Regions from separate parts of the Homo sapiens genome. Here regions 1, 2 and 3 are each linked to region 4. A link is a loop called in an ENCODE intact Hi-C map of the cell type or tissue named here. Cell type or tissue: heart right ventricle. All regions are shown on one strand. Links, peaks and the distances in the headings refer to the core of each region. The heading gives the core; the rest is flanking DNA.

Evidence for each region. Peaks named below come from ENCODE experiments on the same cell type or tissue, not always from the same donor. Only the 100,000 strongest peaks of a DNase experiment are listed, where the experiment ranks them.
Region 1: a loop joins it to region 4, with 2.7 times the contacts of the local background. A loop is called at or near these places in 14 of 110 quality-filtered maps.
Region 2: a loop joins it to region 4, with 2.1 times the contacts of the local background. A loop is called at or near these places in 12 of 110 quality-filtered maps.
Region 3: it touches region 4 in a loop (2.4-fold over the local background); 4 of 110 quality-filtered maps call a loop at or near these places.

Annotation. Positions count from the first base shown.
Region 1 is chr5:66,827,066-66,834,671 of GRCh38, reverse strand. All of the region lies in intron 3 of MAST4 (microtubule associated serine/threonine kinase family member 4), which reads right to left. Among named protein-coding and RNA genes, the nearest start is that of MAST4-AS1, 170 kb to the left of the region's middle. RefSeq lists an enhancer at 4,440-4,941. In heart right ventricle, for the core only: a CTCF peak has its summit at 3,857 (motif pointing right); DNase peaks (open chromatin) are centred at 5,447 and 5,951; H3K4me3 peaks cover 2,978 bases; H3K27ac peaks cover 3,172 bases.
Region 2 is chr5:66,810,450-66,818,055 of GRCh38, reverse strand. All of the region lies in intron 3 of MAST4 (microtubule associated serine/threonine kinase family member 4), which reads right to left. Among named protein-coding and RNA genes, the nearest start is that of MAST4-AS1, 190 kb to the left of the region's middle. In heart right ventricle, for the core only: a CTCF peak has its summit at 3,460 (motif pointing left); no DNase peak of the experiment used is centred there.
Region 3 is chr5:66,888,277-66,895,882 of GRCh38, reverse strand. All of the region lies in intron 3 of MAST4 (microtubule associated serine/threonine kinase family member 4), which reads right to left. Among named protein-coding and RNA genes, the nearest start is that of MAST4-AS1, 110 kb to the left of the region's middle. In heart right ventricle, for the core only: no CTCF peak of the experiment used is centred there; a DNase peak (open chromatin) is centred at 4,492; H3K4me3 peaks cover 471 bases; H3K27ac peaks cover 3,158 bases.
Region 4 is chr5:66,954,844-66,962,449 of GRCh38, reverse strand. The region is part of intron 4 of MAST4 (microtubule associated serine/threonine kinase family member 4); the gene reads right to left. Among named protein-coding and RNA genes, the nearest start is that of MAST4-AS1, 46 kb to the left of the region's middle. In heart right ventricle, for the core only: no CTCF peak of the experiment used is centred there; a DNase peak (open chromatin) is centred at 3,299; H3K4me3 peaks cover 3,125 bases; H3K27ac peaks cover 3,389 bases.

The DNA of each region.
Region 1 (7,606 bases), core at 1,751-6,750, 130 kb after region 4:
TCCTGAACTGTTCAGGCCCCAGTGATGTAGGCCATGAACACCTGAACACTGACTTTGGCTTGCAAAATGCTAAGAGTAAGGGGCAGCCTGGCATGTGTTCCTTATAAACCATGTTAGGTGTACTTCATTTGCCCATCTGGAACTACTCTCCACCCCATGCTGGGCCCCGGAGTCTGGCCTGCATGGACAACATCCATGGGCTCCCTTTCCCTCTGGTGTCTAAGCTGGCTTCTGCTAATGGGGAGCACAACAAGAGTTCAGAAAATAAGGTTGAGATACCTCCTGGTACCTCCCTGCAGATATGACTGGCTGTGTCCTTTTACCTAAGGTCACAGGTCCTGTCTCACGTCTTCGCGTCTCCGGGTTCTATAACTGTTCCCTCTCTCACCCCTTTAGGCCTAGAGGTGGTAATGGCTCCCTGTCACTTCTAGCTCCTGGTACTGCAACATCCCTTAAATTTTCCCAATTCCTGCTCATCCTTTTTACAACAAACCCTCTATTAAGTTCTTCTCAAATTATCTAAGACATGTACGCCATCTTTTCATTGCCTGGACCCTGCCTGATACCCGTATTTAATTACTTAAAATTGCTGTGCAAGTCTTAGTGGTGACAGAGGGAAGACAGCTAAGATTAACTAAGTACAATGTGCCAGGCACTGTGCTAAAAGATTTGTAATCTCCTTCAATCTTTAAATGCCTCATTTAGTTATCTCCATTTTACAGACGTGGACATGGGAGATTCAGAGTGGTCAAGAAACTTAACACAAGTTACAGAGCTATTCAATGTCACTGAACACATATCTGACTCCAAAACCAGTAATCCTCAATGGTTTTATAGTTTCAGTGTAACATACTCCTACATGAAATAATTTTAAATTATTTAAAATAATGCATGTTATAGGATTAGATTGCAAACAAATAAAATCATGACTATTAGCAAGTTCAGAACAGAATGCAGTGAATATAGAAAATTTCATGAAAATTAAAATTCACATTAATCTCTAATAAGCAGAAGAATGTGTGCAAAATAAAGAAAGGATATTGTAGGTAAACGGGATACATGCAGTTTGGAGGTTCCAAACACTGGGAGAACAGGTTATGAAACAGGAATCTGGAAGGCAAAGATTTAGAGATGAGACCTGAAAGCAAGACTGTGGCTAAACTCACAGTATGCATTTTTAGCCTACCCTGGAGTAGATCAGGAAAAGTCATAGGAGGATCTTACACCAGGGCAGTGATATGGACTCTGGGCTAAAAAGCAGGATGAATAGGAGATGGGTCTGGGTTCAGTGGGGTACCAGACATTTCCAAAATCCAGGTGTGCAAGAAGTTAGGCCTAGCCTCTAGACATACTTTGATGGTAGAATTGACAGGGTTTGGTGACAGGAGTCAAGAGATGGAGAAATCAAAGGTGGGAACTAGAATGACTTGGAGAATTGCTGTTTCACTGACCAAAATACAGAGATGACAACGTTGTGGTTTATTAACAATTACACCAGAGAGCCAAAAGGTGCAAAAGAGGAGCTAGTAAACAAATTTGTTTATTTTACAGTTAAAATCCACTCTTAGAGTATAAAATAGAATTTTTTCTGAACACAAGATTTTGAGGACATGCCATTTTTATCCCCTAAGGATCAGGAAATAGAAACTACAGTACTATATCTATTTCAGAGGCAGAAATTGAACTCCTCCAATGGGTAAGAAACACCACTCGGATATGGCATTGATTTGTCTAATAAACTAAGGACCCACAACTGCAAAAAGTTCATTTGCCATCTGGATACTTCCTGTCCCAAAGAAGTCTCAATGTCTTTCTGGAATTGCTGAAGAACAAAAGTGCTTTATCCCAAAGATGAATTAATATTATCATAAATGTTTCTATTATAATCTTCCAACTAGACTTCTTCCCTATAGCCAGTCAGAGTCTTCAAATGAATATAGACAGAGTAATACTCCCATGTAATGATCCTACTATTGAATTTCAGGTAAAGTGTAAACATACCCATAATTATATTAAGGTTGAGACAGAAGAAACATTGAGACATTGTGACTTGAATATACATTCATGCACCATGAGACAGAGGCAGATTGATGCTCAGTTAGAACATAAGAATCTATCTGCTATTTTGCTTCCTAAAATTGAATTCTAGACCAAGGCCAGCGGAAAATCAGAGCCTAGGCCAGCGTAAGAATGTTATCTTTTTGTTGTTGTTTTAAATAAGGTGGGAAGGGCAGGGGACAGGGGTGGGGGGTGTGCAGTCGGGTTTAGAAGAAAGAGAAGCAAACCAAACAAAAAAAAACCTAAACACACTCACAGATCTAGAAGTCTAAACAATAAACATTTCATTGCTTTTCGTTGATGTTTAACTGCATCATAGAGGAAATTTGGGGAAAACATTTTTTCACATTCTAGCTGCACGTGAGAGTCTGGAAGTGGATGGAAATGGTAATATTTAATTGGGGGGCGTGTGTGGGGAGGTGATCATGAGAAGATGATGCCAGGCAGAGCAAAGCACCAGAGGATGGCAGGAAAGGCATCGTCAGCCGCTCTGGGATGCCCCTCTCTTTTAGTAAGTCATGCCTGCCTTACGATGCCTATTGTTCATTGTTCTCCAGCCTTAGGATCTATCACATTAGGGATAGGGATACTTTCATTAAAACAAATAAAGAGAAACATATAACAGAAATCACTGAAACAATTAATTTCCCTGACAGTTAAAAAATATGATCCACGTATGAGGAATATTAGGCCCAAAAGGAACCAGTTATCCCTTGATGAATTAGACCTGTCTAGAAATTCAAATTGCCCAAAGTACAAGGTCGGCCCAAGCCCATCCATCCATCAGAATTTCCTATGTTTTGAGATGCAATCTGAAAAGTTTTCTAGATTCTAACACTAGAAACCACTGGGGCTGCTTTCTCTCATTCTCATTTCAAAGGCAGTGATTGAAGTGCTATCAGTAGTACTGGAAATATGAATACAGTCCATAGAAAAGATGGAAAAGTGCAGTCACTTAAGATGAACAACTCAGTTGTGCTGCCATTTTATGAGCTTGTCATGATTTGAGAAATTATATGTTCTGACTGAAAATAATTTTTCAAAGTCCAAATTTTAAAAACACCACTAATAGTCTCGTGTTTTAAAAACTAGAGGTACTGAACTTTTTAAAATTGGTCCTAAATACATACTGCATCATTTTATACTAAACACATAATACATTATTGTAAAATTAGATTTGAGAATTAGAATAGTGTATACTCCAGATTTTTGACACTGGGCTTTAAGTTAAAGAGCTGGTTTGTCTCACATACTATGTATCTATTCAATGCACAGATGCTTTTAAAAATAATGTAAACTCCCCTATATTAGCCTGTCATAATGATCCCTGTAAATAAATGTTTACTAGGTTTACTGATAACTGTTCTAACTTAAGGACAAATTCAGACAACAAACATGGTGTATAAATACAACAAGTTCATTTCATAAGCAATGATATGGAATGTTATAGAGAATAGAAATCATCCCTTGGTTTTCAACAATATTTATTGGGTTCCTCCTAGATGCTAGTACATTTATTATATGACCCTTAACTTTAAAGAACTCAACTCTACCCATCTACTTATTTAGTACACTCAAAAGTCATATATTACAGTATGCATTTTACAGAATAATACACAGACACCAAGAGGGTGTGTCAGGATTACCTCACAACACAGGATTGGAGCCAGGAATAGAGATATGCAGGTTTCAGCCTAGCTTTACTAACACAGGTATACCTCATTGGCAGGTTCAAATGTTCCACATAGCTATCTATATTTGTAAATTAATTTTATTCTTAAATTCACTAGGTGGCGTTACTCTTATGAACTCTACAGTGACATGTGTGGTAATACAAATACATAAAGTGTGTATTCTGTAAATAGTTTCCCTACAGTGGAATTTCTAAAAACAGCTACTCTATGTAATGTCTTTCTTTAAATGTTAGATGCAATGGGAGTAAAAGCAAAATAGGTTTTGTATTAAGCCACAGTAAAGTTGTAACCATGAAGTGGCAGAACTTTCAAGCACTTTTATGTTGTTATTTTTCACAGCATGAAGACTTATCTCATCCAGAAGAGAAAATATTCCTTATCCATTATACAGAGGACGGCAGGTGTAGAAAAAGTATATTAAGTACAATAAAAACCTAGCACTCTAATAATATATTAGCAAGTATTCCTTTGTTTTGTAGCAAATATTTTAAATAGAAAATAGCTCCATTATTTTAATTAATGAAAAATAATGATTCCTTTATTTCTAAAATTAAAGGCCCATGAAAACCATGCCCCTCACAAGCACTATATGCTTCAACTATCTCCTCTGAAGTTGTGATAACAGACATATTACAGAAATAACAAAAACTTAAAAAAGGAATTTCTTCTGAAAAACATTTTCAGATCATTTAAAATGAATTAAAGGAAAGAGAAAACTCACAGAAGAATTACTATCCAGTCACTAATAATCTGAACTATTCAGAGTTTAACAGAGTTAATCATCTTTTTAACAAAGAGCCTTTCCATATTTAACAACTGACCCCAAAGAGGACGTGGACACAAACAGCTGTGCATTACCAGAACTTTATAGAGGTGATGAAAACAAAGAAAAGGAAATCCACAGCAGTGACTAACCACACTGTGCATTCAAAAACAATGACCACACTGAAATTCATTAAGGAGGTAGTCTGTTTACTTAGGTTTGAACAATAGATGGTATGTAACCCCAACTTCTCTAATCCCTCTTTTGTTTAGCTGCAAATAATCCTTTCGTTGCCTATATTAATATTATAGTAATATGAATATTAGTATTAATAATTGATACTTAGAACAAAAAGCAGACAGCTAGACCAGCTGAAATTCAAAGACTTAATATTAAGGAAACATTTCTAAATGTGCTGTATATTCTGTATTCCAAGCATTTTTTTTAATATCAAAATAATATATAAGAGTTTAACAATGGCTAATGATTAGATTCTTTCACAAAGAAAAATATCACTTATATACAGGACAAAGAGTTATGCAGGAGTTAACCATACTAATGTTGAACATACTTATGTTCTGGCTTCCTTAAACTTATAAACTGCCAAGCAGATGTTTTGTTGTTGTTGTTTTTTCCAAGTTTTCTGATTTGCCAAGTTTTAACTCAGAATGTATTTGTACAATAAAGTCAGAGTAATTTCATCAGAGAAACTTGGGTACAAAAAAGCAAGGCAGTGAGTTACATATCTTTTCTCATCTCAACATAAACAAATTACAGCAAACTTTGAGCTGCCAGCAAAAACTTTCATTTCACTGACGGGGAAAATTCCCAGCAGCTGCACACAACTGCAAGGCGATCAGACAGATGCCGCCGAGCGGAGGTTGATCCCGACACAAAACTGAGTCCTGCGTTCCCAGAATTGAAAGGAGTTGCTACCCCTCGACAGACTTCCCAGACACTTGACGGCATGCCAGATCAGTGCATCAGCTGTCACTGCCAGCCACAATTTAACTATTCTTGAATAACCAGTAGAAAAACAAACCACCAAAGTGTCAAACTAAAAGTCATATCTATTGTCTCTGACAAAAGCAGCTTCCTCACTGAACCCTGTGATGTGTCATACCTGTAACCAGAAACTCCGTATAGCGTTGCCATGTAGATACTAAGAATTATGCACATATTCGTGCCCAGTAAAGGAATGACAAGGGAACTTTGAAATCCTCAATGGCTGGCCACTGACAATGCTACATGTCAAGAATGGAGCAGTCTCCTACCTGGAGCCCTCTTCGTCTTAGAATGCTGGACTCATCCATCTCACCCTCTGCTTTCTCTGAGCCTCTCACAACAGTCTAGCCATGCTGTACTACCTCTACTTCAGCACGCTAATTCAGAGCCCGGCAGCTGCTAAACACTTACATCACGCTCTAGCTGATTGGAGCCCGGAGTCAGCTGGTCCAGCTTAGTTATTCACTCCAGCAACTTCGGAGATCACGGATGCTTGCAGTTCGGTGGGAGAGAGCAGCAAGTGGGCTCAGACACCTAATGCATTTATCCAGGTGGAGGAGGCTCTTGCTATTAGACAGGAAATCGTGAGATCCTTGTTTTCTCTTCTTCAGAATGCTGGCTGTGGCATTTCAGGAGACCACTAAATGGCTTTCGGCAGTAGCTTTGGGTCAAGCCCCATCTGAAGCAACTATAAGGTCACAGTGGCTAAGTAAATCAGCGGTGACAGACACCTCTGTAAAAGGCAGCCGCTGACTGGGATGGTGAAAAACTAGGGCACAGCTGGTCAGCCAAGCAGCACCACTATGCCTGGCGCTCATCTCTTCCAAAGGCATCAAAGAAAACAAAAATGTAGCAGAACACACATGCTGCCTGCAAACCTGAAAACGGAGGGCTCAGGGCAGCTGCTCTCCAGCCACCAAACCCTTTACACCTCCCAGCATGAAAGCCCATTCATTTACATAAATACCTGCCCTTCAGTTCCTACTAGCTCAAAGACAGAAACAGTTTAATTTCCCTCATGATAATAACTTAGTTCTGCTGATACCTGACCAAAATGTAAAAAGGTTGGGTGGAGGGGATTCTAAGAGCCATCATTAGTTGGAATATTTAACCTATGTATAGTGTATAAGCAGCTAAAGAAAAAATTCCCATCGTGCAATTTCACAGTCTGTCTCAGCTTGTTTACTCCGTTCATCCTCATCTTATCTCAATTGAAAGCAACCAAGAGATGAATATTAAGTTTTCATTACTGGCATGGCACAGGAGTAACAACATACGACACTACCAATTCATAATAAATTATTCCTCCTTGGTGTCTATTCTAAAGATATTTAAATTGAGAGAATAGTTTGATCCTGAGAGAGATACAAGGACCAACTGTACTTTGTCTAAGAACGACCTCTTTCACTCTATCCATTAGAATAATTATTTTTCTTGAAAGTTAGGAAGACAGGTATAAACATTTTTTTAAATCACTAACTCCTGGATTTTACTTAACCCAGTTATCTAGTGATGTTTAAATGTGGGAGAGGGGAAGGAAGTGTCTAGTGGTTCCCTACCCATTCACCTGCTATTCCACTGGTTTTCCATCTCTTTCTGTCTGTCAACACACTAATACGCTTGCTCTCAATTGATTAGATTATGTCATTAAAAATAGCTCAGGGATTTATGAATCTAACCACTGAGGAAAATTGATTGCATTTTATGTTCCCAAACGGTCTTTGCATATATCTCCAGACATACAAAGAGGAGCCTGTCAAGAAATGCCACCCCAGCAGAGAAGGGTGTCAGGGTGTTTTTCCACTTAGGCATGTTGATTTGATACCACTTAAGGAAGAAAACCCCAGAGAGTTTTTAGCTCTCGCTTATATGTGGAGGAGTAATATCATCTCTAAAGCAAAATACAGCACAAAAACTGGTCATTCTTCAAGTCAAAGTGTATCAACGAATTCTAGCACAAATGAATTTTTAAAAAAGATTTTTAAAACTACGTTTTTTGTTTAAATCAAAGGACAAAAATAAAAGAAACAAAAGCCACTTAAGAGAGGAGAAAGGGCCAGCCTTGTTCTATCTTTTGGCAATCTGT
Region 2 (7,606 bases), core at 1,160-6,159, 140 kb after region 4:
CTCTTAAAGTAAAATTTAAGGATGGCTTTCTTTTACCAAAATCCATTTACAGCACTCTTCCAAAAAATGACAGTAGACGTTTAAGAAGTTTGATCCTTCTGGAAGTTGATTTAACTTCTTGGATTTATTTTCTCTCTAGCTTATATAAGAATTTAATAGGGGCTCTAGCACATTATCCTTAAAAATCAAGACAATCTATCTCAAGTTTTATACACTGATATAAAGTCCCTCTGTTCTGTTTGAAATCCCCAGCTCATTCATTTATATTCATTAATCTTAATGATATCATTAATGCACAATGTGTTTCACAGAAACTAATTGTATTTTGCCAGAATCAAACATTCACAATTATGCCTCCCATTATCACCTAATAAAATAAAATAAAATTTAAAAATTCTCAGGCACGACAATGAATATTTTGGTATATTAACTGATTTGCATTTTTAATGCTATAATAAATTGACCAGATTATCATCAATTAGATAAATTAATATTCTTTAAGTAAGGCAATGGGGAATTATTTTGTTAGAAATTGACAGCACTTTACTCTCACTTCCTTGAGCTTTATTGAACATAGGCTTAGCCCTCTTTGTCCCCTTATCTAAAGCTGGCTTTTGTGACTCAAGCTAATACCACACAACAGAACATATTCTTCTTTAATTTTATATACTTATCATTGCTTTAAGCAATGACAGGAGATTAGGGAGTCAATGGTTTTTCAAGTAAAGGAGAACTATCTACCTGGGCAATAAAAATGCCCTGAGTCAGAAGTACATGAATCGATTTGTTTAAATCATTGTATTACTATTTTGTTTTATCCCCTTGATTCAAAAGCCAATCACTAAATATCTACTATGAATCAGGCATTATGATGGATGTTAAGAATAGACAGAGGAAAAAGGCTCAGTCCCACCAGAATGCAGTCATGGGGTCGCAAGACACATGGATAAACAAATAAAATACAAGGAGATAAGTGGAGACCCAGGACAAGATACTCCAGGTGCTGGTGGGGCAGAAGCACCGAGGAAGGGAATAACTCAGAAGGGTGGGTAGAGGGTAAGGGTAGGTTTGAGAGACGAGGTGAACAGAGTCCAAAACAGTAGTTCTCAAATTTATCTGCACATTAGAATCACTGGAGGGTCTTTTATAAATTTCAAAAAAACTAAGGCCACAAACAGGCCAATTAAATCACAATCTCTGGAAGTAAGTAGTTTCTGAAGTCACCCCAGGTGATCCCAAAGTGCAGACAAGTTTAGAAATCCCAAGTCTAATGGAAGCAGAAATTCTAAGTGGGGTAGAGGATGGATGGGGAGCTGGGGGAAGAATGCCAAGCCCAGAGAGCCGCATGTGCAAAGGCAAACATGGGTAATGGAGCTGAAAATGCAGTGTGATGGCAGCCGGGGTACAGTGGGCCTGGCTCCTAAAGGCAGCCATTCTCTCCAACCTCAAACCATCCTGGACTTTGATACCTGTACAGATCTACAAAACCAGACCCCACAAATTCTGTCCCTTTCTCTTTCCAGGTTCGCAGAGTATAATTTCCTTCTGCTTACTACACTCTTACATAAAACAGCTCAAATACCTAAAAGACTTTCCTACTATGTTCCTGTAATATTTATCATAAATGATTATAAAACTTGAGGAAAGGTGAGGGGATGAGAGAGGTGATTGATTAGAAACAGAGGGAAAGGAAGCACTGATTCCTGTGGCCGTGAACAGGGGTGCCCAGTCTTTTGGCTTCCCTAAGCCACATCGGAAGAAGAATTGTCTTGGACCACACAAAAAATACATGAACACTAACAATAGCTGATGAGCTTAAAAAAAAAAGAATCACAAAAAAAAATCTCATAATGTTTCAAGAAAGTTTACAAATTTGTGTTAGGCTGCATTCAAAGCTGTCCTGGGCTGCGGGTTAGACAAGCATGCCATAAGATAATATTTTTAATCTCTTTTCACCAAAGACTAGCATTTGCATGGAATGGCAGGGCACTTTTCCTCAATCTTCCTCTAAAATTGAAGTTCAGTGAACTGGATAAGTCCTGTCTATCCTGGCTTTACTGAAGACATTACATGACTCAATTATTAAAAGCTAACAGGTTCCTCCTCCTTTTCCTCCTTGAGGTTTCTCTAATGCCACCTGAACCCTGGTGATGATTCCATACTTTACCTGACAACCCTGAAAACCTGTCACCACTCTCCTCTGGGACAGCAGGTAAGGACGTTTGTGAGGAGCCTGTTAATTGTACACTTCAACTGTCCTCTAAAGAAAACTGGATTCAAAAGGATGTATGTATCCTGTTTTACCTACAGACAAACCTAATAAATTAAATCTGATTCTTATTTGTAAAGCAATACCCTAAGCCATCATAAATAATACCAGTTTCTTTAGGGGGAAAAATAAAATAAAATCTGAATGCTTTACCAGAAAGAAGAATTTTTTAAAAACGTTATTTGTCTTCTGAAATACAAGGAAAGCAGTCTCCCCTTACACTCCAGGGATAAGTTCCAGGATGCCTGGTGAATGCCCGAAACCACAGATAGTACCAAGCCCCATATATACTGTTTTTTTTCTATTAAAATATATACATACGTATGATAAAGTTTATAAATTAGGTACAGTAAGAGATTAACAAGAATAAAATAGCACAATTATAACTATGCTGTAATAAAAGTCATGTGAATGTAATCTGTCAAAATACTGTACTGTATTCACCCATTTAAACCACAGAAAGTCAAGCCTCAGATAAGGGGGGAATATGTTACTAATTTTACTGCTCAGTTTTCAGAAGGGATACTTGGATTAAGAAATAGAAATGTCGCTTCCTTTATATGCTTCTAAAGAAGTATTTTTAAACATTTTGGTATAAAAATCATAACTAATATGTGCTCAGCATGGAGTTATTCATTTAGCTATGTTTAGTTGTGCATGCAATAAGAATTACTGATAATGCATTCTAGCAACATGAAGTCTATTCCTTCAAATGTAAGTTATACCTAACATGTTCCACTAATTTTTTAAAAAGTTACTGGTAGGAATCCCTCTAGCTCAAGTATGCACCATTTTCAGAACATAATTCAAATATATAAACCTAGGATGTCTAAACATCTTCCATACGTTATTTTATATACTCAGAATGCTAGCAAGATTAACAGCATTCTCTTACTTGCAGCAGTGATCTGCAGCCCAACTTTTGTGGGGAAAAAAAAAATCTCTAGGATGCATCATAAAGCTTTTTAATTTCAACAAGTCTATTAGCATTTAAAAAGTTCTTCCTGGCAATTTTGTTACAATGAGAGAATTAGAATGTTTTCTTCCCCCAGTTGACTTAGCAAATCACCTTGCACGTAGGGCATACCTTTATCTCACATGCTTGACAGATACATCTTTTTAAAAATCCCCAGTATTTTTACCTCCATCCCTTGCAAAGGAGATTTGCTGATGTGCCACCTAGTGGACAAACTACCACCTTCATCAGTGCATTTCACCTTGTCTCTGGAGATGAAGATCAGAAGAAATATATTTCAGAGGATCATCTAATGAGAAATGCGGAGCCTGTCCCATCAAAGGTGCTCTAGAAGGTGATGCTCTGAATGAGCCAGAAGGGACTGCTGGCCTCTTTTACATATCTGTGGCTGCTCCTCATACTTGATTAGGCGCAAGGGAGGTAGCCAAAGGTAAAAAAAGCCCCACAACAGGAAAATGCTTGCCCGAGGCCATAATGAAAGTGATCACCTCCCTCCCACGTTGATGACCCAGCATCCAAGAGCTCCCTAGCACTGAGGAGGCACAGTGAGCAATTCTTTATTTTTCCAAATGTTTGAAGTACATGTTGATCATAAACAGGTTATTCTGATTTCATAATTTGTTACTAGGCCAGGTAACATCACAAAACTGAAAAATATCTCCTTCCCTAAGGTCCCAGGGGAGAGAGAAGGAACAGAACAGCACTGTCTGCTCCTGAGAAGTGGCCCCTGGAGGCCCATCCTCCTCTTAACCCACACAGGTCCCCCGGATCAGGTCCCCCGGATCAGGTGAAGCAGAAAGTGTTCAACTCCTCTCTCCTGACTTTCCAGAGATGACAGACAAGTAGGATAATTAAAGACCTTATCACACTATCTCATGTTCCCAGTAACCTTCCAACAAAACAATTCTGAAAGCAATGTAAGAGTGCAGCATGCAATTCTTATTTTGTCTCCCCATCAAACTACTAGATTTGCATCTAACATTCCTTCTTTCACAACTAACTACTACTTCCCATGGACTCATTTTTCTGTTTCAAGCTGTCAGAAATAAAAATTCCAGGTTCAGAGTTAAACCACCTATTTCTTCTCATTAGGTGAAATATCTACTCAATGCCATGTAATTAGCAGTTTTATAAAACTGACACTTAAGTACCAATCTTCTGCTTTTCCCATTTGGATAATTTATAAGTAAAAATACATGGCAATGTTGCAAGACTCAGAGATATTCTGTTCAGAAGCTGCACCTGGAGGAAATTCTCCTGCATCTGCCTTTCCTAAGGGAGCAGAGATGGCCGAAAAGTACAAGAAAGGCAACTGAACAGCTGGAATCTCTTTCTGGTTCTTCCACTACACTCTTGTATGACTGTGGAAAACTCAGTTAATAAACTGTTTCCTTTCATTTGTCTTAGTTTCCTTGAAGGAGGGAAAAATACACTTGTCTGGTTTTACTCTCCAATATTTTAGTTTAAAATTTTTCAAACCTCCAGTAAAGTTGGAAGAATAAACATGCTTATACCCAGAATCAGCAAATGTGAACATTCCTCTATAATTGCGATACATATTTTGTGAAAATGCATCCCAAACACAATTTTTTCAATTTAATAGAAAAGTCTTGAGATGAAAAGCTCCCCACAAAGTGATAAAAAGTTAATAACTATATATTGAGCAAGATTTCCTAAGAATATTTTTTGTCAGGAATTAGATTTCCTCAAAGCTCTTGGAATGCAACAGCATTCTCATTAACACTTTCCAGGAAATGCTTCCATAAGAATGGTCAGTCTTAGCTGAATCCTAGAAACATTCCACTTCGGAGCTGGAAACCATGTGTTTCAAATGCTCCATTTTAATGATGCGCAAACTGAGCCCCAGTGATGCTGCTTCTTATCAGCACTAACTTTTTATTTCCCATAAATAATACACTTCTAAACTGCAAGAGAGGTGGTGACTTCAGAAGGAAAAGGAGAGAATAGGGAAGATGTGAACGGAAGGGAGCAGGAGCAGGTAACAACACATTGTCAAGAGCACCAGCTCCCAAAACCCACTGACAGCGCCCCGCAGCACACAGCATTACTACGTACCAAGGGCAATGCAGAAGAGCTGTCCATCTAAGCAAACCACAGCCTTTTACTACCAAATGTGCAAAATCCACACATTCACCCTCAGCCCTACAACTCCCTAATTCAACCGTCTGACCCACTTCACACGATGCAAGCATTTCTATTTTTCCGCTTTGTAGATTACGCTATTAATGTTTCTTCTGATTATTTCCTCAACACAGGTTCTATCGGAGCCAAGATTTGACCATGGCAATGAAGCTGTACCCGTGTGGCTCTGCAAGATAACCCACCTCTCTAAGTGAACATAGGCAGGGGCTCTCCTGAGGACAGACGATAAGTGTTCTGTTTCCTGGGCCATGTTTCAAGGTTTTGTGTTAGCGATGGGATTTCCTCTGTTATTTTGGTCTTCTACTCAAGAAATACAAAGGCTTTTTGTTCATAAAACTATCTAAGGCCATTTTCACAATCCCTAAATCGATAAAAATAATTCAGCAGCAGAATATTAATTTTCAGTAATATATCTTCTATTGATTGTTTCCTTGGCATACTTCCTGGTCTGGTGTGGCTCAGCGGTCAGCTCTGTACCCAATGGCTGTGTGGTAATGAGACTTATCGATAGCCTTCTAATGCATAAGATTTCACCATTATCCAACTAGCCCGCGCCAGCCTTGCATCATGTTGTTTGCGGTTCTCTCCCTCCCGACCCAAACACAGCCCTAGACCATGGCTAAGAAGCAGTTTACAGCCATCAACTGCTTCATTTGTAAAATTAGGGCACTCACGTACTCCCCTGTAAAATACTTGGAGATGTTTTGATAAATTACAGCCTAGGTACACAATTCCAGTATTGATTCCTAAAGTCACCAGGTTCTCTACCCACCCCTACTGCATTTGCAACTATCTTTTAAATATCTTTTCTCTTTTCTGAGGAAAGCATCCAAAAACCTGACAGGTACCATTATTTAGAGTGTGCAATGCCTTCATCGTTTGAGAGTAACAGGTCAAACTCATTTTCATTGCCCATTTGCTCCCTTTACATGTGAGTGCACTAGGACCCAACAGATGGCTAAATCAAGATGTTCACCAGATTAGACTTTCTTGACATGACTGACTACTAAAAAGCTTAAGATAACAGATGTTAACCTACCCAGAATGTATTATATGTTCTATCAAGACATCAGAAATACTCCGAGGCTTTCCCCAGCTCGGAAATGCATCCAATTTATTTGAATAAAAACAAAGAAAAGTGGCAAAGAAGGGGGCTGGGTAGAGAGACCAAGAACCTATTTCCCAACCTTTCCTGGATCATTTTCTCAGTTAAAGTTCTAACGTGTTTAGATGAGTCTGTCCTTTAGGTATTTTTTTCATGAATATAGGCTGCTTTTTATTTTTCCCTCCTACCCAAAAATGGTGTCATTAAAAACAAAAAGCAGAGTGCTGTTGCAGAGTAATATATTACCTTCACTAATTTGCAAACAATCAAGCTACATGTGGCCATAAGCCGTTTATTCCTGGCCACAGCCAGCCTAGGATTCCTCAGCAGCAGAGCTGAGAGGCAGCAGAGCGTTACTGACATCTCTCTCTGCAGTGCTCAGAGGCCAACTGTGAGGGAGCCCAGGTGGCCGCACAGGAGAGGCCAACATGAGCCACTTCTGCCTGGCAGATCCTCCAAGTCTCTGCCCGGTTCCTGTGCGTGCCTGGCCCTGCTCTATTCCCGAAAGCCATTGCCTGAAAAGCCCCTAGTGATGTTTTTCCTGCAAACAGTCCCCACTTAGAAGAATAGAGGGAAAGGATGTGGTCATTCTGCAAAGTGATAGCAGCATTATCATAACTTCTGCTTTCACAGGGAAGTCCTCTGGAGACTCAGCAGACACTTTCCCATCTCACTTTGCTACCTCCCCTCTCTGCTCAAGTTCAGCCACAAGTATGGATCAAAATCTCTACATATGGCCAATACCCTATGACAGTCAGTAAAGCCTATGATGGTGCAGGGAAGGCAGAAAGAATTGCAGAGAGGAGTGGGTAGCAGCCCTTCCAGAACTGTTGTCAGTAGGCCCAATGCTGGCTACACTGGAGAAGAAGGCAGGCAGCCCAGACACACCACTTCTCAGGGCAACAGATGCTTTGGTGGCACTCCTATTCATGCTTTTGGCCATATTAACTGGCTACTTACTTGTTCATCTGAGGACACAGCTAGAATAAATTTCCCAGCCTTCCTTGCAGTAGGTGTGGTCACCAGACTGAGTTCCAGACAATGGAATATGGGTAGATGTGTGCCACTCTTCAAGATCTGGCCCATGAACACT
Region 3 (7,606 bases), core at 1,757-6,756, 67 kb after region 4:
TTGTAAATGTTCTATAAATTTTAAAATTATTCCAAAATGTGAAAGAAAGTGTATCAAAAGGGGGAGACAGGGAGAAGGGAAGACTGATGTGGGGCTGAAGAACAGAAGAAATGAACACATAAATATCTAAATATTCTAAGCTTACTTTAAGGTAATATTTAATATCAATTTTTTAGGAAGCTATAGAAATACTGTAGGTGAGAGAGATTCTAGCTAGGACCAGCAATGAAGATGGTAAGGAGTAGTCAGATTTCAGGTATGTTTTCATAAGATTTACACAGAAACTGGATGTGGAGCGTGAAAGAGAAAGCAAGGAGTCATAAGTTTTTGGCCTGAGCAAATGGAGTTTGATGGAAAAACAGTTCAGCTTTTGACATGCTACATTCAAGATGTCTGTCTGTAAGAATTCCAAGTAGAAGATTCCAAACAGGCAACTAGACAAACGAATCTGGGTGCAAGAAAAAGGTTAAGGCTGGAAGTAGATTTTGGAGTCATTAACACTAAGATGGTATGTAAAGCCATGGGACTTTACAGGAGATAAGTGATAGAAAAAGGAAAACAGATACACCTGGTTACAAAGCCACAGGGACTTCGCCATTTAAAATAAAGAAGAAGGGAGGATTGTGCTATACACTTTTAACTGACCTGTTGCTATACCCAGCAGCTGGGGTTCTTGAAAGCAACAGAAATTGAATGAGACTGACAAGTAAACAATCAATGTATGGATGGCTACTCGCACCCCTGAAGGCAATAGGATGGTTGGGCAGACGACGTCAGAAAGTGGGCAGGAACCAAAAAATCAAACCCAGAAAGTATGACCACACCCAGGGAACAGCCCAGTTAGGACACCTCTGCAGCTGAACACTGAGTGGGAGCTCAGCCTCCAGGAAGAATCTCTAACTGCCCCCACATACCTTCACTTCATCTCTCCTCACAGGTGTCCTGTGAGGGTTACATGATCACACCTGGGTCTCTGCCCCAGCTTCCAAGTGGGCAGGAAAAAGGAATATTGGCTCCCTCACTAGTATAGTGGGAGGTAGGGCCAAGTCTACCAAGATCCACACTTTGGGAGTTCCTCCAAAAAACAAAGGGAATTTGGAAGTTGAGCAACTTGCCTTCTGCACCACCACTCCCAAACCCCACATAGAAACAGAGTGGCAATGTCCAGTACACACCATTCCCTCACCATTTTCCTGACACCAATGAATTTCAAGTTCATGCACTTCCCCATCATCATCTTTCTTTCATTAGTCATTGGTGGCCTCATCCTATGACTGAGTTACTGCAAGTACTCTGCACTAACAATTAATTTAGGAAAAGAGTTCAAAGAAGCCAAGATGTGTAAGGCAGTATATCAGGTGCTTTTAGGGATACATGAGGAAAAACAAAACACATTTAAAAGCTAGCTGGGGCAACATACATACACGCATATAAAACAAAAGAGTTATCACCAGGTGCAAGATTATGCAGTATTACTTGAATGTGTAAATGCTAACAGAGGAGAGAAAATAAAAAGGAATGAGATAATTCAGCTCAAGCAGTGATTCTGAAGCCTGGCAACACATTAATGTCACCCAGGGAGTTTTTAAAAATACTAACGCCTGAGCCCCACCCCTAGAGATCTAGAGAGAAAGTGGTTTGTGTATGTTGTTTATTAGAGGTTGGCACTTTTAAGTCCCCCTAAGGACTATTGGTTTGCATAAACCATTTGCCTTTGGATTGTTTTCCTCTTTAGGGAATATTAATTTTCTAGGCTGTCATTACAGAGGTAAAGTTTCAGGTTTTTAGATATTTCCTTTGCAAGTGGGAAGCAGTGTGAGGCAAGGAAAGGTACTCAAAATGGAGTTCTCACTACTTGACAAAGCTTAAAATTAGCTGGGTGTACAGGCTCATCCAGGGATAGGATCTCCTAAAGAAACGCTTTGGGTGCCATTTTTCTGGTCTGCATTTCTGAGAGTCACTTGTAAAGGCAGAAGCAGAGGACAAAAAAGTTCATACCATAGAACCAGATCTTACACAGGGCTTGGCTGTAAATCATCAGAAGGCAAAAATGGTCTACATTCTAACAACAATTGAAAAATCCAGTAAGTTGCTCATAAATACATGCTTTCCTAAATGAAGACAGTAGTCAAGCTGGAAAACCAGTAGGGAGATCCCTATAGAAATGCCTGAACAGTCAAACCACACAGCCTGTAAAATAACAGTAAAATCCTTGTGGGAAATGTGAGATGGATGGAGAATCCTAAATTATCTTTCTCTTTTTACAGATTTTATTTAATTTTCTTTTTGTATCTATAATCATAATGCACTTTCATATATTTATTTGTGCTAGTCAAGTTAAGCAAAATAAACCAGCCAGGCACAGTGGCTCATGCCTATAATCTCTCAGGATTTTGGGAGGCCGAGACGTGTGGATCACTTGAGGTCAGGAGTTCGAGACCAGCCTGGCCAAAACGGTGAAACCCGTCTCTACCAAAAAAAAGACACACACACACACACAAAAAAAAAAATTAGCTGGGCGTGGTGGCACGTGCCTGTGGTCCCAGCTACTCAGGAGGCTGAGGCAGGAGAATCGCTTGAACCCAGAAGGCGGAGGTTGCAGTGAGCCAAGATGGCACCACAGCACTCCAGCCTGGGCTAAAGAGCAAGACTCTGTCTTAAAAAAACAACATCAAAAACAAAACAAAACAAAACAAAAACAAAATAAACCACAAAAGGCTAAAACAAAATGCTTGCTGGGTTTATATGTAAATTTTATTTGATCAAAACCACAACACTCACTTTCTTTGAAAAATAAAGAAATTAGCTACCTTATTCCTTTCTTTCCAAGTTGGCTTTTTCTGCCATAAAGCTAAATGAACAAGACTGTGGTATCAGTTCTCATAAGCCCTTTATACAGACAAAGTCTCCGAGTCATGATATGACTGTCTAGTGTGGTTTATTAAGATTTTATCATAAACTGCGTCTATAAGCTTCATCACAAAATCAGCTGGCTGCCTGGACAGGACACACAAGTCTTCCCATGGAAAGCCCAGAGGAGATCAGCAATTGACCAGAGTTGCAAAGCCATGAGATAGTGGAATCAAATGAACCTATGTCATCCAGTTCCAATTTTTTCCCCTATACTCCACCACGGCAATGTCAGAGAGTGGGAGACAGTGGTGATGTGAGCAACTGAAAGGAGAGGTTTGAATAAATACACGAGCAGGGAGGGCTGGTACTGATAATAAAGAGGGCACTCTTTCCCCTAACGAGGAAGAAAGGAACAGGTGAAAACAGGCACTTTTCAAAGATAAGCAAAGTAAAACTGAAGCAATTCACTTGAAGTTCTGTAATTTCAGTAATACAGAAGGCAAAAGTCTTCTACCAAGGGCAAAGGCAAGGGCACATGTGGGGATTAAAGCCAACAAAATGGGTTTCCTTTATTCAATCACATACTTTTTAGTAAAGGTGGATATGGCTGGTGCTGTGCCAGACACTGGGGAGAAAGGACTTTACTCACTGTAAAATACAGTGTGAAAAGGCCTGGAATAGAGGTCTTTTCAAAGTATGCAGTAATACAAAAGGGAGGAGGGTGATCAGTTTCTCTGAGGAGGGTCAGGACTGTTTCTTCCCCAATGTTTCTTGTTATTCATGCTAACAAAATACAGTGGAACTGATACTACCTTCAATCTCAAGGATAAGCTCCAATTAAACTAATGACAAAACTCACTGCTTTCATCAAAGTAATTGGTTTAAAGATGACATGTGACTCAACCTGAGCAAATGCAAAATGATGCATAATGATGCATAAGATGCAAAATGATGTTTGCTCAGGGCTTCTGGGAAAGAACTTCCTCCCTTGTCCGAGAGAGCTAACGAGAAAGAAGTAGCATTAAACCTACAAAACTAATGGCAGCCACAAGAATAGGTGTCACAGGTAGCAGACAAGAAAGCCTGGTAGAACCTGGGTCTTGGGTGAAATCTCTGAAACAATACATCTACCCTTGCGTGTATTTGGACTTCTCTGGTACATGAGCCAATCGAGTCTCTTTATTGTTTAAACCAGTTTAACTTGTGTTTTCTAGTCTTTGCAATTCAAAAATTCCTAAGTGACACAATACTTGAGCCTGGTCTTTCTTTTGCAATGTCTGGGAATTAGCCTGGCAGCCTTGGGAGTAGGTGAGAAAGGGGAATTCCAGAAGAGAGAACAGACGTAGTCAGGTAGGGTGGAGTGAAACAGAACACACTCAGGAAACAACATGGCTGGAACAGAGATCAGGAAGGAAAAATCAGCAGGACAGGAGTATGGAGGCAGGGACAGGGCCACATCATAGAAGGGTTTTGGAAGTGGCTGCCTTTATCTTATAGGGAATGGTGAGCTCATGGAACATTTTAAAGAGGGGAATAAGATGGCCTAATCAACATGTTAAAAAAGATTACTCTGGCATTAGGGTGTCACATGGCTCTGGGAGGGCAACATGGGAGAGAAGTTAGGACACTTCTTTAATTATCCAGGAAGCATGGCTGAGGGCCAGGAACAAGGAAGAGGCAGTGAGGAGGAGGAGGAGGGGCAGAGTCAGGAGAGAAATGTGTGTACAGGATCCACAGGAGTTGAGAGGAAATGCTTAACTCCTGGGCTGATTTAGAATAGTTGTGGTGGAGCTCAGGACAGGGTACCATTCAGAGATGAGGAGAAAAGACTGTCTAAAAGCACTGAGGGCCTTTCGGAAGTTAAGCAAAATGCAAATCTGAAAGTGGATGAAAAGATGGCAAACGATTTAAGTTACACCAGCGAGTCCCTGATGAGCAGGAATATGAGACAAACTGTAAAATAAAATCCCAGATTTTGCTTAGATGAAAAGTTAAACATCATTCATGACAACCACCTTTTCCACTTTAAATTTTTTACACAAATAGTGGGAACTGTCTTTCTTTACTAAGCTCATCTACCTTCACTACCTTAATAATGGCATCTCACATTTACTGCACAGTGACATACATTATCTTATTTAAACTTCACTATTATTCTCATTTTAGAGATGAGAGAACTGAGGCACACACAGGCTAAGTAACTCACACAAGGTCATAGAGCTGGTAGAAGGCTTAGCTTGTCTTTGAATCCACATCTGCCCAAGTCCAGAGTATGTTAATTATTTTTCATCACCAAGTAATGACTTGATACTTTTGCACCACAGACCCCTCCTGTAGGCTATCAGGCTGCATTCATAGTTGGTAACACACTGTCAATTACTCTTAGGAGAGACACAACACAGATCTTGGCAACTCTTTCTAAGCAAATTTCACACTTTTTAGAGACTCTGATTTTATGTGAACCAAAGCCCTGTGAATATGTTACTTTTAACACAGACCTTTTAAAGCAGAAGAAGCGTAACAAGTCAAATAATCAGCTAACCTCAAGTAAACGGACAAATGAAACAAGCTTCCTTTCTAGTCAATTATTATGGGTTTTGATGCTTCCTAACACATTATACCCTTGATGTCAAAATCGAGCTTGAGAATCAGACATTTGTACACATATTGTCTTTCAAGTCAGTATGACCTAGGAGGAATATGTCTCCTAAGTCAAAGTTTACATGCTTCTCTGCAGGGTTTTGCTGAGTAGTAGCCAACAGTTACATGAATAACAGCTCTAGTTTATTGTTTATTATATACTAACTGAAGTGCATTTATTATATCAAGGTTAATAGCTTCCAGCCCACAGTCATATTGTACTTTGTGTGCTCACTTTGTTCTCAAAGAACAAAAGAACTCTCTCTTTCAAGCAAAAGTTTCTGCGTCGTTTTTAAAATTAAAGAAACTAGTTTTGATCAAATTAGAGAAGGCACAGTCCTTCATAAAAAAAAGAAGCTAAAATATAAAACTCATATTAGATCAATTGAACTCATAGCTTAAAACAATCCTTATTTAAGTCAATTGTATGTTTCATAGTGATTAAACAAATAGGATCAGGATTCAGACATACCCATATTCTAATCCAAGCCAATGCCAGGAAGCATCCTTCATAAACTTTAACTTCCCTAAGATTCAATTTCCAAAATTACAAAATGAAAATAATACAGCTTATCTTATGGGGTGTTGAGAAGATTAATGCTAACACATGTCCTGCATGTGGCACAGCTCCCAAACCTAAGAGCACCCTTCGTGTTAGCTATGACTATTTAAGTGCACTGCTTGAATTAGAAGAAGGAATCTAGGGCACAACTACAGAGCTACGGTAAAGAGACAGCACCGACTCAATAAAAGAGCAAGGGTATGTGACCCACACATCTTCTCCACCTCTAAATACTGAACCTGGGCAAAGGGCTGTGAATACATTTGAAAATTCGAAGCAAATTAGACTTCAGTGAAATCACACACCCTGCTATTAATCAGTAAGAAAATTACTTTAGCAGAAGGAGATCAAACACCAATGCTAGCTACATATTTAGAATTTTAATTGCCTTTAGGATAGTGCAAATTTAGAGATCCTTCAGGATCTCTATAAAATTAAAGTCATTGTGGACAACTTTTGTGATTTCCTTTTTTTCCTAGAATGATTTATGAAGGCTCTTGATAAATATGCGTATCAGCCCTGCCACTTAACTATGTTTCTTGTTACTTGGGAAAGCCTGTGACCTACAGTGAGCTTAGATAAAAAGGCAACACCGCACAGCTGTGCCCCACAAGGCTCCACAATTTTTTCAGTTCTTCCATCCATTACCAGCAAATTACAGTAAATTCGAAGTATTGATCTGCACAACCCTATATGGGAAGAAAGTTACCATCGACTTTTATTGCTTATTGTTGGGTCCAATTCCCTAGAATCAATAAAAGCTACAATGTTCATAAGCTTCTAAAAAGCTAGTTAATATAGTGGATATAAGACACCTTTTAGAATCACTATAAATCTATAGGATTCTTCAACGGAACAGTGGCAAACATCTTCAATGTTCAAAAGCTTTATTTGATTTTAGAGTCTTCTCATTATCCAGGAAAATGCCCTGGGAAAGAAGTGAATATCAATGATGTGGAATAAAAACTCAGCAACTAGAAAGAACCCTGCTTAACAGATTTCTACTTTCACTTTTCAGTTCACTTGCATTTCCACACCAACCTCACTGTCCAATCCACAGCCAATCATTAAGAATTGTGTCTCTCACATAGATTTAAGATGAGTTTTCTTGACAGGGCTTTCCAGGACCCATCAGGGGACGAGTTTGCTAATAAATGTACATTTCAACTGCCCCTAATTTGAAGAATCAATATTCTTTTATGAACCAATTTTTTAAAATCAGATAATAATTCAAGTGTTCTATTAAAATTACAGACAACCTTAATACCAAAAGAAAAAGGCTTTTTATAGAACCAGGAGACAGAATTGGATGAGACTATTTGAAAAGTGATACTGAATTTACTCTGCTGAGATTAATCATTTTTATTTACTACAGACACCTTGTGGTTTATCTAGCAGTCCCTATTCTGAAAGCCTATTTTAGTGTAGAAATTTACTGGCAAATCAGCTCAAGGGACCTCTTGAACTGCTATATGAAGCTAATACCCACAAGTCTACTTTCTTCTGGCCATTCCTCTCCATCTAAATGCAAAAACAACACTTAAAATATAC
Region 4 (7,606 bases), core at 1,424-6,423:
AGGCGTAAGCCACCATGGCTGCCTTTTTACTTTTTTACAGATGGTGTCTCCATATGCCTCCCAGGCCGAACTTGAACTGCTGGGCTCAAGAGAGCTTTCCATCTCAGCATCCTGAGTAGCAAGAACTATGGGCATGCACCACCGTGCCTGGCTAGTGCAGAGAGTTTCTTAAAGAATGTTATTTTGCCTCTCCGCTGGACGATGGCTCTACACTGTATCATGTTTTCCTATCTCAGAGAATGAGGTCTTGAAACAGAGCTGCATTTTGGTTGATTCAAGCTGGTTGTGCTCTTCATTGGCACAGAGGGTTGGCAATGATGGCTAAAATCAGATTTGGGCTTACTATGGTTTGCAAATCCTAAATGCCATCCTTGTCTCCCATTATATGGATAATTGAGACTTGGCTGTATTTGTCTTAAACTAAAATATTAAATTATTGCTCAAATGCTCTAATTAAAAAATATAATGTTTCAACAGAGTAAAGTTTTATATCTTCTAAGACCATTCTCTGATTTGGTACCAGCACTTGTAATTAGTAAGGAATTATTTTCCTTATACACTCAGAGCATATTCAAAAGCTGCTGCTCTTAAACATGCTGTACTCTAACTTAGCAGCTCATTGGAAAGCTCTCAGGAATGTCCCCTGATATGTCCATCATTTTGTCTATGTACAGTCTTATCTATTCCTTCCTGTCCTAAAATCGGCATGCATAGGCACTAACACCATTCCCAGTCTCTATGCGGAAACACACATGATGAGTGCTACGAAGTGTCTATGTACCCAATTCTATACTTACAATGAAAAAAGAAAAAACAAAAAAATCTACCTTTCTCAGAAACTGGAAAGCCAGGCATAGGCTATTTAGGCATCATAAATTTCTGTATAAATTAACAACTTATTAATTTCTGAAATATATATTTGATGTCTCACACCTAAGATTTCAATATCTGAAACAGGAATCAGAAACTGCCCTGTGTTTACTGATAAATCCAATGGAAAATTCTAGATTGCATCTACAGAGCATAAAATAGGCTCATATAATACTCCACAGCTGCAGTGCTTATGGAATAAACTCTTCTGAAAGAAAAACAGTAATGTCTGATGAACATTCAAAAGCTGTTCTACACATTTGCTGTGTGAGTTAAGACTGTAAGATTCCCAGATAATTAAATTTATATACATTAAATCTGCTTTTAATAGAATCTGTGATAAGACTTTCCATTATAACATTCCTCTGCAGTGGCTAGAAGTTGAATTTACTCAAAGACTGCAGAATTAGCTTTCTCCATGAGTGAATGTAAAGTTAGCTATGTCCATTTTAGAGTAATTTTGCATTTCAAGGTAAACAAAATGTTCAAAGTAAATCACATACTAATACTACAATGATATTTAAGAGTGATTCTCTATTCCACTCTCACGCTCCCTAGGCAAACAGAATTACCTATTTTAAATGCACAGTAATATTTACCAAGATAAGAGGATAGAAGGAGGGGGCGTGGCCTGATACCAAAACAACATCCAAAGATCCCCTGTGTTTAGCTGACTGTTATGTCCTGTGTCGACGCTGGCAAGGTCATAAAACTCGTGGCATAATTCAGTCCTTCTAATCATAAAATGGAATGTTTGACACAGCTGAGTTCATATTTTTAAAAAGTTACTTTGAAGTGTCTCCTCTTAATGTAGACAAGATTGAGAAAAGAAAGAAAAAAAGTAAAGGAAGAAGAGGAAAGAAAGAAAAAGCCTAATGTGAAATGATATCTACTAAGTCCAAAGAAAACAACCAGGAAACAGCACAACAAAAAACAGAGGCAAAAGCAAAGCGGGAGGTTAATGCCCCTGGGTTTTAAACACAGAGCTATGGCTTAGTTATGCATTTCCAGCTAGAGAGAGGAGGGTTAAGTAGAAGAATGAGTGCATGCCACTAAAATATTCCACACAGATGGTGAGAGTTGAATGTTAGGGTGGGGGTGGAGATGGGAGAAATGTTAGGGCAATGGGTAAATACTATTCGTACCTCTAATATGAAGAATGTCACAGCTAGCAAGAAGGTTGTGAGAGCCCTCTAACTTTTTGTAAGTGAGTCCCTCATTAGTATAAAATCAGGGCACAATTTTAGAGCAAGGACTGATTAGAAAAGTATTCACTTCAGAATGTCATGCTTTTATTAATTAAGGAAATAATTTCTCTTGTATGATGCATCTACAAAATTCAAGAGGAATAATAAATCCTCAGAACCAAGCACAGTTCTCATTCTGCAGTCTCTTTCTGCAGACAGTCCAGTATGAGATTATTGGGACTGTACAGAATTCACTGAAATGTAATTTTATATCTGTGCTGTAAGTTAGAAAGAGGGATATTTATGTTTGTCTACCGGATTTATATTTTACTGTTTATTATTTTAAGTGTGACAGCACAGACTAACTCACAGCTTCTGCATCTTTGACTAACAGATTTAAAATAAAAATTTGCTGACACTTCCTGCATCACAGATGTCTAACTTCTGCGCCACAAATTAGATGTGGACATGTTCATGTAGCTACATCACATCACAAGGCAGTCAGATGAGTTAATGGGTTAAAAAAAAAAACAGCTAAGCAAACACACAGCTCAACTAGGTAAACACATTGCATGCAGTGGCTGGAGATTCTGCAGAGAGGATTCTAAATGTACCACAGTTCATTAATATTCTGTTGCACAGATAAAACATGGATCACATCTAATGAACGTCACAAATAACCCTTCTCTTGCACTCTAATCCATTGTAATGTCTTCTATTATTCAATGCAGACAGAGGCCTTTCTTTAGAAAAAGGCAACATAGGGATAAACAAACAGTAAGAGAGAAGGAGAAAAAGACAGATACACCATGGCCTACTGATACATTCTTTCACAATGAGCTGTTAAGATGTTTCCAGAACTGGGGTTTAGTAACTTTAAATATGCAGCAATGCTTTTCCTCTGACTGCAATGCAAAATGCTGGTCTGGGTGTCCACATTAGCTGAAACCAAATGCCATGCATTTAAGACATGTTCCTCCACCTCACACTGCAGTGCTCTGAGGCTGTCAGTACAAACAAATGCTAAATAGCTATTGGTCGCCAGAAAGCGAGTGCCATGCAGAAAGCATTAAAATATTAAAGACAGACAATACTTACTCCAAGGTCAGCCCCGGAATCTGTAGCCTTTCCCGCTGGGCTTTCATGGTTGTTATATGTTAGCACACTCTATTGTAACCATGACACACACTCCCTGCCAGCGTCCCGGTGATGACAGAGAGCCAAACCGAACCTCTCTAAAGGACTGGACTAACACTCTCTCGAGGGGGAGGGGGAGGCTGCAAGTTTGGGTCCTTCCACCTCTAGCCGTAATCAAGAGATGTCAGCTGCTTTCCTCAGGTTAACGGCAGTGCACACTGCACTGATTTTGTTAAAGGAACGAGGCTTGCAGCTCTGCATATCAAGTAATTGGTTTCTGATTTTTTTTTTTTTTTTTAAAGAAAGTCGCTCTACTCACAGACCCACTTTTCACCTCAGTGAAATGAAAAGTCCTTTTCACCCTGCAGACTGGGGCAAAAAAATAAAGCAACAGTGTCATACTTGTAAAAGAGTTTATCTCAGCACACGTCAACTATTCCCCACCTCCCTGTGATGCTCTCGAATAGAATTCAGCCACCCTGAGGAGGCTCATCTTACACTTCCCTTGGTGGAGTTAACTAAATCACTCATAGTCCCCAAGAAATAAATGAGGAATAGTGCCACATAAAAATAATTAGATCTTTCTCTATATATGGCAATCATCAGAACGAGGAATAAACTAACTGCATTAATTTGGGGGAAGTCAGACTCCGTTGTGCCGCAAAGACTTGTGTGAACAGGCAAACCCGATGATAGGAAACTACCAACTGGAAATGCAAGAGATAGGCACTTGGATTTTTATTTTCGAAAAGCTCATTTTTAAGATCGCAGTGCTGTATACTTTACAAAAGCAATCTAATATGAATAAGGAGGGAAAGAAAGAACATGAATTTTGAAAGCCTGAAAGTTTCATCTTGTATTTATTAAAAGAACCTAATTTTTCACAGCATTCATAACTTGGAACTAAGTGTACTTCCATTGTAGTGTATGAAGAACGTAACTGACTCACTTCCTCTAATGCATTTTAAAATGTTTTAAAACTTGGCAACCCCTGGTTTGTTGAAAAGAAACACTAGAACAAATTAGAGCTTTATTTTATCAAGAATTCTAATTTTCAAGTACTACAAGGCATCTCTTTCTCTTTCTCTCTCTTTCTCTCTCTCTCTTTCTCTTTCACACATACACACACACACAAAGAGAGAGAGAGAGACAGAGCCAAACTGCGGTAAAATAGCAAGTATATTCAAGCAGTTATATTTCAAAGGCTATGAAGTCAAACTCTGTCTTTTTACAGATGAAGAAACTGAGGGCACACAGTTGGCGGCTATAATAGGATTAGATCCTGGTCTGTAAATTTACTCTTATCCCAGAGGTCTGCCTAAGCAGGGATGCCACAGGTAGCTGTTCAGGTTGTGCCCTGGGCAAGGAGGGAAGTAGGAACCAACATCTGGTCTGCTTTCCATGGTTTTATGCCTGCACCTGGCTCTGGGCTGCTTCCACTCCATTTTTCTCATTTTCACGAAGTCTCCCTCAGCTCTGTGCCCTTCTGGAGGGCTACCTGTTTCTAACTCCACAAAGGTGCATATGGGCCAGTGGAGGTTTATAGGATACTCTCAGAACTCTTTTCTACATCCTTAACTATCAACTTGCTCTGGGGCATTTGTTAATGCCCATTGTTAACTAGGTACCAGCTTATCTCTCAGTGTGAGCTCACAGAACCAACCAATCCTCTTATCCTTTGGAGGTAACAAATCCATACTTGAAATATAGTCACTGACTCCACAGAGAGGCAGCTAGAGATGTAAAAAGTAATTGTAATTTAGTAGAAAAAAGCATCACAAAAGGAAATACTAAAAAGATATAATGGATCCCAGCTACTCAGAAGGTTGAGGCGGGAAGACGGTTTGAGTCCAGCAGTTTTGAGACCAGCCTGGGCAACACAGCAAGACTCCATCTCAAACAAACAAACAAGATATAATGGAACACAAAAAAGAGGCCTCAACTTTCCTTAGGAAAGTTGGTCGGGGAAAGTTCGAAAGCATGGGTGTCACAGCCAGATTATGATAAACAAAGAAAAGAAAAAAATCAGTTACCACCCTATAACAAAAAATAAAGCGAAATCCACAAATTCTTTAACTTTTAAAGTAGACCTTCATCTCAGGAAACACATTAGAATATTATTCAATAGCCTTCTACACACAGATCTTCTGAAGTAAACTTCAGTTCCATATAGCCAATGGACTACAATACATTTTCACTTCAGTTTCCTTTTACTACCCCTAATTTAACATACCCAAAAGAAAACTCACCATCCTGCCCTCCAAAACTCCAAAATAAGCCTCCTTTCAATGTAAAATATCCAGAATGCCACCATTCTTTCCACCTAATGTCAAAATACATTGACCCAAAATACATTGTATCTTGGCTAGATTATTCCTAAATGGTCTACTTCCTCCCTGGTACCCTCTACACCTTGGTGACCACATAAACTCCAGAGTGATCTCTTTCAGAATGTGTCACTCTTCTGTTCAAAATCCTCCAACAGCTTCCCTGTGAGTAAAAGCCACAAATTTAGGACATTTGGCCCCATATGGGATAATCAAGCATCAATAGGAACAACAATGGTAATGTATTACAACACATCAAATGTTTAAAGTCACGAGTTCAAGAAGAGAAAATTACGTCACCTTGAGGGGATGCTAGAGAACTGCTGCAGTAATCTTGAAAACTGATACAGGGGAAGAATCAAGCACATCCCCTGCATTCCCTATGAGTTACACCTCACAGATGGGGAAATCATTCACTTTATAGATGCATTCCAATTGGTGAATAAAGGGGGAACTGCGGTCGTAAAATATCAAAATTTTGTAGACTCTAAAGAACCCCAGGGAATCTAAGCCATGATCATCAGTGACTGCTGACATCACAAAGAGAGAAACCCTGGACGTTGTGAACTTCTCAAGACAACACACATGAAGTAGTCTTACCAAAAAGACTCCAGCACCCCTGGATACAACTAAGCCTCTACATCGAAATATCAAGTTACAGGTTAGAGACAAGGGAATGTGTTAAACAATATCACAGAGACGTGATCAGCAAAAGCTAGATACGAAAGTCAGAACAAATGACCTGGTTTCTTAAAATTTTAATGGGGGAGGGGGAAGATGGAAAGGGAACCCAAAGTTTAAAAGAAGGCCAGGCACAGTGGCTCATGCCTGTAATTCCAGCATGTTGGGAGGCTGAGGTGGGAGGATTACTTAAGGCCAGGAGCTCGAGACCAGCATGGACAACATAGCAAGACCCTGTCTTTACCAAAAAACAAACAAACAAACAAAAAAAAAAACCTTAAAAGACATATCAACTAATTGTAATATATGAACTTTTTAATGGGTCCTGATATCAAACTAATAAAACTATAAACAAACACACACATAATCAGGCATTTAGGAAATAATCAGCATGATATTGTGTATGTACACACTTCAGCCTGAAATATATATTGAGTATATGTATATACTTGTGTGCATATATATACACACATGGTTTGGATATCTGATAAAACTAGCCAATCATTTTAAAGTATAATATTGGACCATGATCACCTTTAATTCCCTTTCATAGACACATACAAAAATATTTACATATGAAGTAATACATATAGAGTTTGCTTCCAAATGATCTGGGGAGGGAGAGTAAGAGTATATAAAATTAAAGTGGCTTTGGTTACTATTTATTAAACTTGGGTAATAGGCAAATAAGGGGTTCATTATACTATTCTCTGTACTTCAGTGTATGTTTGAAATTTTGTCTTATAAAAAATTGAAGAAGAGTCTCACCAGGCCTCTAAAGCTCCATATGGTATGTTCATACCACACCTCCACATCCCCTCTTCTACAGCTCCCTCCCTGACACTCCTCACTACCCTTCACATATACCAAGCACACTCCTGCCTCTTGCCCTTTGCACTTACAGTTCCCACTGCCTAGAACTCTTCTCCCCTGACATGTCCAAACATCCTGCTCCTGAACTTCCTTTACATCTTGCTTGACCCTATTTGAAAACACAAGGCTCCCTCATCTAGTGTTTCTTTTTTTTTTTTTTTCTGAGACAAGGTTTCACTCTGTCGCCCAGGCTGGAGTCCAATGGCACTATTACGGCTCACTGCAACCTCTGCCTCCACCTCCTGGATTCAAACAATCCTCTCATCTCAGCCTCCTGAGCAACTGGGACCACAGACACATTCCACCATGCCCAGCTAATTTTTGTGTGTGTATTTTTTGTAGAGATGGGTTTCACTATGTTGCCCAGGCTGGTCTCAAACTCCTGGACTCAAGTGATCCACCCACCTCGGCCTCTCAAAGTGCTAGGATTACAGGCATAAGCCAGTATATCTGGCCTTTCTCCCTTTTTTTTTTGAGACAGAGTCTTGCTCTGTTGCCCAGGCTGGAGTGCAGTAGCGTGATCTCGGCTCA